2 separate regions of the Homo sapiens genome follow, and region 2 is linked to region 1. The links are chromatin contacts, found by Hi-C or POLR2A ChIA-PET in ENCODE. All regions are on one chromosome and are shown on one strand. The core of a region is the stretch at or near the end of the contact, and the rest is flanking DNA. Distances in the headings are between cores, read along the strand shown.

Evidence for each region. Hi-C counts contacts between places; a loop is a spot of excess contacts on that map. ChIA-PET counts read pairs that join two places held with the same protein, here RNA polymerase II (POLR2A). Pooled maps may share reads with other maps.
Region 2: a map of B cell shows a loop between it and region 1 (2.9-fold over the local background). The contact joins the enhancer-like site here to the promoter of TMC6 in region 1. A Hi-C loop is called at or near these places in 1 of 168 maps with a recorded cell type or tissue (B cell) and 6 of 50 pooled maps. POLR2A ChIA-PET finds 5 or more read pairs at or near these places in 4 of 52 experiments (B cell, HEK293, T-cell and 1 more).

Annotation. Positions count from the first base shown.
Region 1 is chr17:78,126,924-78,130,718 of GRCh38, reverse strand. TMC6 (transmembrane channel like 6) reads left to right here and starts at 1,964. Exons shown (of 20, transcript NM_001127198.5): 1 at 1,964-2,107. RefSeq lists silencers at 1,871-2,400, 3,671-3,750 and an enhancer at 3,081-3,330.
Region 2 is chr17:78,335,553-78,339,347 of GRCh38, reverse strand. All of the region lies in intron 1 of LOC105371912 (a long non-coding RNA gene), which reads right to left. Among named protein-coding and RNA genes, the nearest start is that of SOCS3, 23 kb to the left of the region's middle. RefSeq lists a silencer at 256-365. Within about 2 kb of position 1,712, at least 8 of the 41 ENCODE cell types and tissues checked have a DNase peak (open chromatin) inside an H3K27ac peak, as active enhancers do; they include B cell, where a contact is called at or near this core.

The DNA of each region.
Region 1 (3,795 bases), core at 715-3,214:
CTCCTCCCCTCTCACCCCATGGTTTCCTCTGCTTTAAACTGAGGCCAAGCAGGCACTTCCTGTGGGCCCCTGAGATGCAGAGGTGAAGGTGACAGGCGTAGGCCACTTGGCCTCCCAGGGAGCTCTGTGCATGCTGGGCTGCGGGTGGCCCACCCTTCCCCTCTGCACAGGAGTCAGGGCCTGGTCTCCTGCAGCCCTAGGGTCCACTGGTCCGGGTCTGCCGCCTGGCTGCCTCCAGGGATGTCCAGCCTGCAGCTGAGGCCCTCTCTGTTCAACTCCTTCCAGCCTGGATAGGCAGGACTTGACCTCGAGGCCTGAGCTGGGAGCCTGACATGGGTGGGGATGGGAACGGTGGGGGCACAGGGGCCAAACTCTTTATCTGCCGGCCTCACCCTGGAGGGTGTGATAATGACAGGATGGTGGGCTCCCCAGAACCTGGCTGCTGGGTTTCCAGATACTCTTGGTGTTACTGCTGTACTTCCAGCCCCTGTCATTGGCGTTATGGTTGTGCCAAGACCCAGGCCTAGCACCTGGCCGGTAGTAAGTGCTCAGGAATTGGCTCCATTCATGCTCTCCCAGGCTAGATGTTTAAGACATATCTTTGCCAATTCTCTGTCCTTGGGCCCCTGGGAAGCCCGCAGCCCTTCCTCTCTGCTCCCTCTCTACCTGCTATAGGGCCCAGTCATCTCAGGTCTGAATGTTCATAGCTTTTCTGCCTCTCTGCCCACCTCCTTCCTGGTTTCCAGAGTCCTTTCTGTGTGTCAGGCGCAAGCTATGTGCTGGTGCTGGGCACACAGTGGGCTGGGGTAGGAGGGGGCACAGAACCACAGATGTACATGTCAATAGGAAGTGGTAGGTGCTCCACCAGGGTTCAATCTGGGGAGGCTCCCCAGAGGAGGTGGCATTCATGCAAATTCAGTGTGGGTATGCAGGGAGGGGGAAGCAGTGGGAGGAGAGGCAGGGGCTGGGTCTCCATGCCAGGGTGCCACTTGCCAAGAACCAGCTTGGGGTAGCCATCTGAGGACCACACTGGCAGCTCCAAAAGGCCCCAGCCTTGACCCCTGCCTGGTCCTCGCTTTTGCTTGCCTGCTCTCCCCTGCAGCAGTGCCCTCTCCTGCCCTCCTGGGCCCCAGCTCACATTCACCCTGCCTGCTTCATGGCTTCTCCCCGCCAGGAATGACCCTCCCTTCCAAATGGGCTTGGGGTGGGGGGTACAATCTCAAAGGCAGTTTCCTCCATAGAGTTCCCAGGTGGACCACTAAGTCTCCTGCTTTGGCTGGGGGCACCCTAAAGGGTGATTAACTTCTCTCAGCCTCAGTTTCCTCATCTGTGAAATGGGAATATCAGTGCATACCTTCCTGGCTCATGGGGAATAACAGAAAACAGGGCAACGGGTACAGCACCTGGGGACAGTCACCTAAGTGTCAGCGTGTCCTCCTTTTCATCCCCTCCTCTCCACACAGCACACAGGAAGTGAGCCAGAACTCTTGCTAGATAAACAATGAACCCCGCCCAGGTGTCAGGAGTGGGAGATAACCAGGCTCCCCCCGCCGGGGTCGGGGAGAGTCAGCAGGAGGCTTGCGGGGGCGGCGGGGGGGGGGGCGCTGCCCAATCTGGAGTGAGATACTCTGTGTCCCTGGGGCTTTCGGCGGCATCTTACTTGGACGATCCCTAACCATGGGAAGCAGATGAGTCTGGAAATATTGCCCCTTTTTGGAACTTGGGGAAACTGAGCGTCAGAAAAATTGGGGACTTCAACCAGGGGCTGGAATGAATCCAGCCCAGCTCAGACCTCAGGAGGAGGGGTCGGAAGTTGGCAGGGGAGGAAGGCATAGTCGCCGCGGGGCGCCCGGAGGAGGGCGGGGGCGCCGCGGGCCGGGCCGGGTCACGTGATAGCCGAGGCCCGCCCCCCCCCCCCCCGCCCACGTGGGCCGGGAGGTGCGGCTACTCCCCCGGCCCCGGCAGACCTGCGACTGGCCCAGTCGCCCCTGGGGCCCTTTGCCACTCCCTTGGCAAGGAGAGCCGAGACCTCAGTTCCCGGCGGCTCTTGCGGGGCACAGGTGAGCCCTGGCTGCGCGCGCGGCCCCTCCTCCCCGGCGCCTCCCAGGTGAGCGGCCGCGATCCCGGTCCCGGGTCCCGCCAGCCCCAGCTGCTTCTCCTATGCGGGGACAGCGGCAATCCCCCCTGAATTCCTTTCGGCCTCTGGGGCCATTTGGCAGCCGAGTTCCCTCCCCGGGTGCTCCTGGAGCTCCCAGGGCTTGACCCTCCGGCTCGGACAGAGCTGGGAGCGGCAGGGGCGGGGAGGACAGTGCGGGGAGCAAAATCCGCAGCCCCCACCCAGGTCCCCCAGCCGAGCGCCAGGGCACGGGGAGGGGAGGGGAGGGGGTGTGGCCGGGATGGGAAGGGGCGGGGGACAGGGAGGCCGGCTGGACGGGTTCGGTGGCCCCAGAGTTGCAGCCGCTCTGGGCTCTGGGGCCAGGTTGCGGTTCTCCCTGGGTAGCGGCTGCTCCCGGGAAGCTCGCTGCCGGCTGGGGTGGGGGTTCCTGGAAACGGGCGCCACCCAGCCTCTCCCCACCTAGCTCAGGAATGGTGCGCCTGGAAACTCCGCTGGACTTGCCTGGGCCTCGGGGCGGAGTGCTGGGGCGCTGGGTGCCCGAGTCCCCGGGTTCCCTGAGCTTAGAAGGGCCTGTCTGGAGGAAGGGATTCCAGCTCTAGGGACTGGGTGGGGCGTCCTCAGCCCCTCTTTCGGCAGCTGTCCCGTGTTAGGCTGGGTGGGGCCGCCTCGGACCCAGCTCTGGGCTGGTTTTCCCACGTCTTTGCTCCTGCTGGAGGGAGGGGGTGGTGTGGGGCCTGGGCCCGAAGATGGCACCCAGGACACTGAGGGAGGGCGCCGTCCGGTCCTGTGACTGGCACCCCTGCAAGGAGCTGCTCTGTCGGGGCGCCCCCGGGCTTTGCCTGTCCGAGGAAAGCGCCCTTCAACCCGGCCGACTTTGAGCCCTGAGTTCCTGAGGGTGAGCGCAGGAGGAGTCCAGGGCAGAGGCCGGCAGGACTCGCTGGTGGCTGGGAGCTGAGTCCTGGCTCCACTCTCACAGATGAACGGGCCCCGAGCCCAGGGCCCCAGACAAGGCTGCTCTGGTTCCAGTTGTGCCGGGTGACGGCAGAGCCAGGACAAAGGAGGCCTGTTGAGGTCCTGGCCACCCCCAGCCGGCCGCCCTGGGATGATGGAATGCAGGGCAGTGGGTCTTCTGAGAACATGAGGACCTTGGCGCCCTGACGGCGGTGGCATGGAGTGACCTCTGTGTGTGGGGGAGGAGCCCCCTGTGCTGCTTCCGCCTGGGGCTGGTTGGGGGTGAGGGCTCCAGCAGCTAATTTCCTGCTAGAGGAAGTTCTTTGAGGTCACAGGGCAGACGCAGAGAAGGCCTACAGCCTACTCTGACCTTTCTCTCCAAAAAGGAGGTGTCTCTGTGCCAGAACCCTGGGCATGGAGATCCTGAAAGGGGCTGTGTCTACAGGCACCCTACCTCTTCCCCATTTCCCAGGGACTGGCGACATCGAGGAAACAGATGTGGAACTGCAGACCCCACACCCTTCCTTCCTCTCTCCCCTCCCCTGACACTGGAGGGGGCCCCCCATTCCATTCTGGCATGAGGCTTATTCGGTGCCTCACCATTTATGTACCTGGGGTGATAGGGGGGTGGGCGGGACTGTCTGGGCTGTGAGTGGCACCTCCTGTGGTTCCCCCAGGAATGGGTGGTGTGGACAGCTGCCAGGCGTTGAAGACCACCCCTGGCTCTG
Region 2 (3,795 bases), core at 463-2,962, 210 kb before region 1:
GTGGCTACTAATTCTTTAATTAACTAGATAGCTGAATTGAATAGTTTTATTTATAACTTGGATTATTGCTGTAGAATACGGGTTAAAAGGTTTGGCAAGAGCTACCCAAACTTGGGATGGAAATCTGCTGAGAGGAGCCTAGTCTGCTGAGAGAGAGAGAAAGAAAGTACCATTCAAATATGAGCCCAGGGAGAGGCAGGAAACCACTTTCTCCCCAGGACTCTGTACTACAATCTTTCAGGGCGTGCTGGACAGGTGAGGGGAAACCTAAACGCGCCAATGCCCTCCTTCATGAATAAGTAACAGCCGCCCAGTGCTTTGACTCATTCGTCAATAGAGAGTTCACTTCCTGACAAAGAAGCCAGCGCCTTCACACTCACATGTAAGTGACGGAGTAATCAATTGACGATTAATTACAGAGGAAGTTACCAGGAATATAGAATTGCTCTATCAAAATTCAGCGGCTAAGGCAGTATTTTTCAGGTGTGCTTCTGTTATGGAGATCAGACCTGCAGCTGAAATAAACCAGAGTGGTGGTGTTTCCTGAAAGAATATGTCTGCTCAATCTTGGGGGGCTTCCAGTTGGGGGGGGGAGCCTGGGAAGACTGGGTCAGATCCTGGTGTCATCATCCTCCGACTAGGCTGTCATTGTGTCATCTGTAAAACGAGGATGCTGACCTCTACAGAGGGCTCTGGTGAGGTCCCTGGGTTCCTGGCCTGACACATAGTGGGGGCTCAACTGGAGATTCTTCCTTCTCCTGTCACCTGCTCACCAGCACCCCCCTCTGACTGCCCCCAAACCCACTCCTCAATTCTGGAGTTGAAAGGAACCTTACAAGGCTGGTTTCTTTTACAGATGGGTACTTTGACAGACTTGGGTAATTGGGTAAAAGTCAGAGATCTCAATTTCTTTTTTAAGAGACAGGGTCAGCTGGACATGGTGGCTCATGCTTGTAATCCCAGGAATTTGGGAGGCTGAGGCAGGTGGATCACCTGTTCAAGACCAGCCTGGCCAACATGGTGAAACCCCATCTCTACTAAAATTACAAAAATTAGCCAGGCGTGGTGGCTTGCATCTGTAGTCCCAGCCACTGGGGAGATCTGAGGCAGGAGAATTGCTTGAACCCGGGAGGCGGAAGTTGCAGTGAGCCAAGATTGAGCCACTGCACTCCAGCCTGGGCGACAGAGCAAGACTCCATCTCAAGCAAAAAAGAGACAGGGTCTCACTTTGTCACCCAGGCTGGAGTGCAATGGTGTGATCATAGCTCACTGCAGTCTCAACCTCCTGAGTTCAAGTGATCCCCCAACCTCAGCCTCTCAAGTAGCTAGAACCACAGGTGTGCACTACCACGCCTGGCTGATTTTAATTTTTTTGCAGAGACGGGGGTCTCACTATGTTGCCCAGGCTGGTCTTGAACTCCTGGCCTTAAGTGATCCTCCGGCTTCGGCCTTCTGAAGTGCTGGGATTACAGGCATGAGCCACTGCACCCACCCAGTGATCTCATTTCTGAACAGGGAAGGGGCAGAGGGCCCACACAGGGAGTAGGGTTGGGGTAGAGTGAGAAGGGAAAGGAGAAGGGGAAGGTGACTGGGAATTCTCACCCATTCTCACTTCTGCTTTGTGGGTTAGAAACACTGAGCTGCCTCATCCTCCTGTCTCTGAACTTCCTTCACAGCCCATTGGGCCATTTGCATATGTCTCGTTGAAATTCCGGATCACGGCGTCACTGCCTCCTCCCCATGGCCCCCAGAGGGTGACCGGAGCATCACTAGGAGCCAAAGAATGGGGATGAGCAGTGCGGGGTAGTGTTGACCGCCCCAACTTTCCCATGGTGACTCACTCTTATTCAATAGACAGACCATTTTCCTAGAATGTTGCAACAGGGGTATTAGGGTTTTTCCAGAGCTTTCCACTCTCGATTACCCAACCCTGAGCCCCTCGCGTGGAACTCGAGGTGATCCCCGCTAGTGAGGGCTGGACATTTGCCTCTGGCCTTGGCATCCCCTTCATCTTGAACTTTCTCAAGGGGCAGAGCCAGCCTCCCGAGATGGGTTCTGTGCACCCCGGTTGTGCCCGCAGTAGGCTCCTGGACTGTTTTTCTTTCTTAATACATATTTGTTTAATGGATGGGATGACTGGAAATTACTTATCCCTGACGAAGAAACAGGAAGGCAAACAGTTTTACATTTCTTTTTACAAAAACTGTCTTGAGTTTTACCCTGTTCGTCTTTCTTCACTTTAGATTGTGAAGTTTCCAACTCTAACTCCTAAAAATCTTAGTGGAGAGATTCTAAACCCTTCGAGGGTGAGATCAAATCTCCTTCCTCCTTTCTCTCCCCAATCCCTGGTTCATAGTTATGTACTAGGTGCTTAATAGATCTTATTGTATTGGATTATTTTAAAAGTCATTATTTTATACAAAAGATTAGCTGTGCATAGTGGTGGGCGCCTGTAATCCCAGCTATTTGGGAGGCTGAAGCAGGAGAATCACTTGAACCCAAGAGGAGGAGGTTGCAGTGAGCCTGAGATCATGCCATTACGCTCCAGCCTGAGCAACAGAGTGAGACTCCATCTCAAAAAGAAAAAAAAAAAAGTTATTATTTTAAAAGTCAGCCGCTTATAGAGTCAGGCGTGTTAGGTATCATCAATGAAGCCTGGGCTGAGTTCAGGAATCCCGAACCTGTTTGGGTGCATTTGAGCTGATTGCCTTGTCAAAAAGTTCAGTAATGGCTCTGGCAAACTATGGCTTTGCGAGAGTTGGTGGAGGGGATTATAATGGTCTTTATTCCAAGGGAAAGTCTACTGCTTGAGCAGGGCACACCGGCTGGTGCCTGTAGTTCCAGGTACTCAGGAGGCCGAGGCAGGAGGATCACTTGAGCCCAGGACTTCAAGGCTGCAGTGAGTGAGCTACGATCAAGTCAATCCACTGTAGCCTGGGTGACAGAGCCAGACCCTGTCTCTCTGTCTTTCTCTCTCTTTTTTTGGGGGGGTGGGGCGGGATGGGATCTGGCTCTGTAGCCCAGGCTGGAGTGCAGTGGCAGGATCTCGGCTCACTACAACCTCCATCTCCCGATGGCGGTCTGGCCAGATGGGGTCTGGCTTTGTCACCCAGGCTGGAGTGCAGTGGCTTCATCTCTACTCACTGCAACCTCCATCAAGTGGTTCTCCTGCCTCAGCCTCCCTAGTAGCTGGGATTACAGGCGTGAGCCACCATGCCCGACCTAAGACCCTGTGTCTTAAATTTTTTTTTAAGTCTATTGTTTGAACCCCAGGAAAGGAATTTCATTGTGGGGTCACTCTTCATACAGGATGATTCCCTGTGAGTTTATAATAGCTCAGGAAGAGATACTGGAAATTATCACATAGGTACCCTATACTTTAGGGGAAATTTCTCCAAAAAGAAATGCTGGCCAAAAAAAGAAAGCTGTAGGTTCTAAAAAGGAAAATGGTAAGGTAGACCAAAAAAAATCCACAATTCAGACAATTCAATCACAAAAGATTTCTATGAGAAAGAGGCCAGGCATGGTGGCTCATGCCTGTAATCCCAGCACTTTGGGAGGCCCAGGCGGGTGGATCACCTGAGGTCAGGAGTTCGACACCAGCCTGAGCAACCTGGAGAAACCCCGTCTCTACTAAAAATAGAAAAAATTAGCTGGGTATGGTGGTGCACGCCTGTAATCCCAGCTACTCGGGAGGCTGAGGCAGGAGAATTGCTTGAACCCAGGAGGTGGAGGCTGCAGTGAGCCGAGATCACGCCATTGCATTCTAGCCTGGGCGACAACAGTGAAACTCCG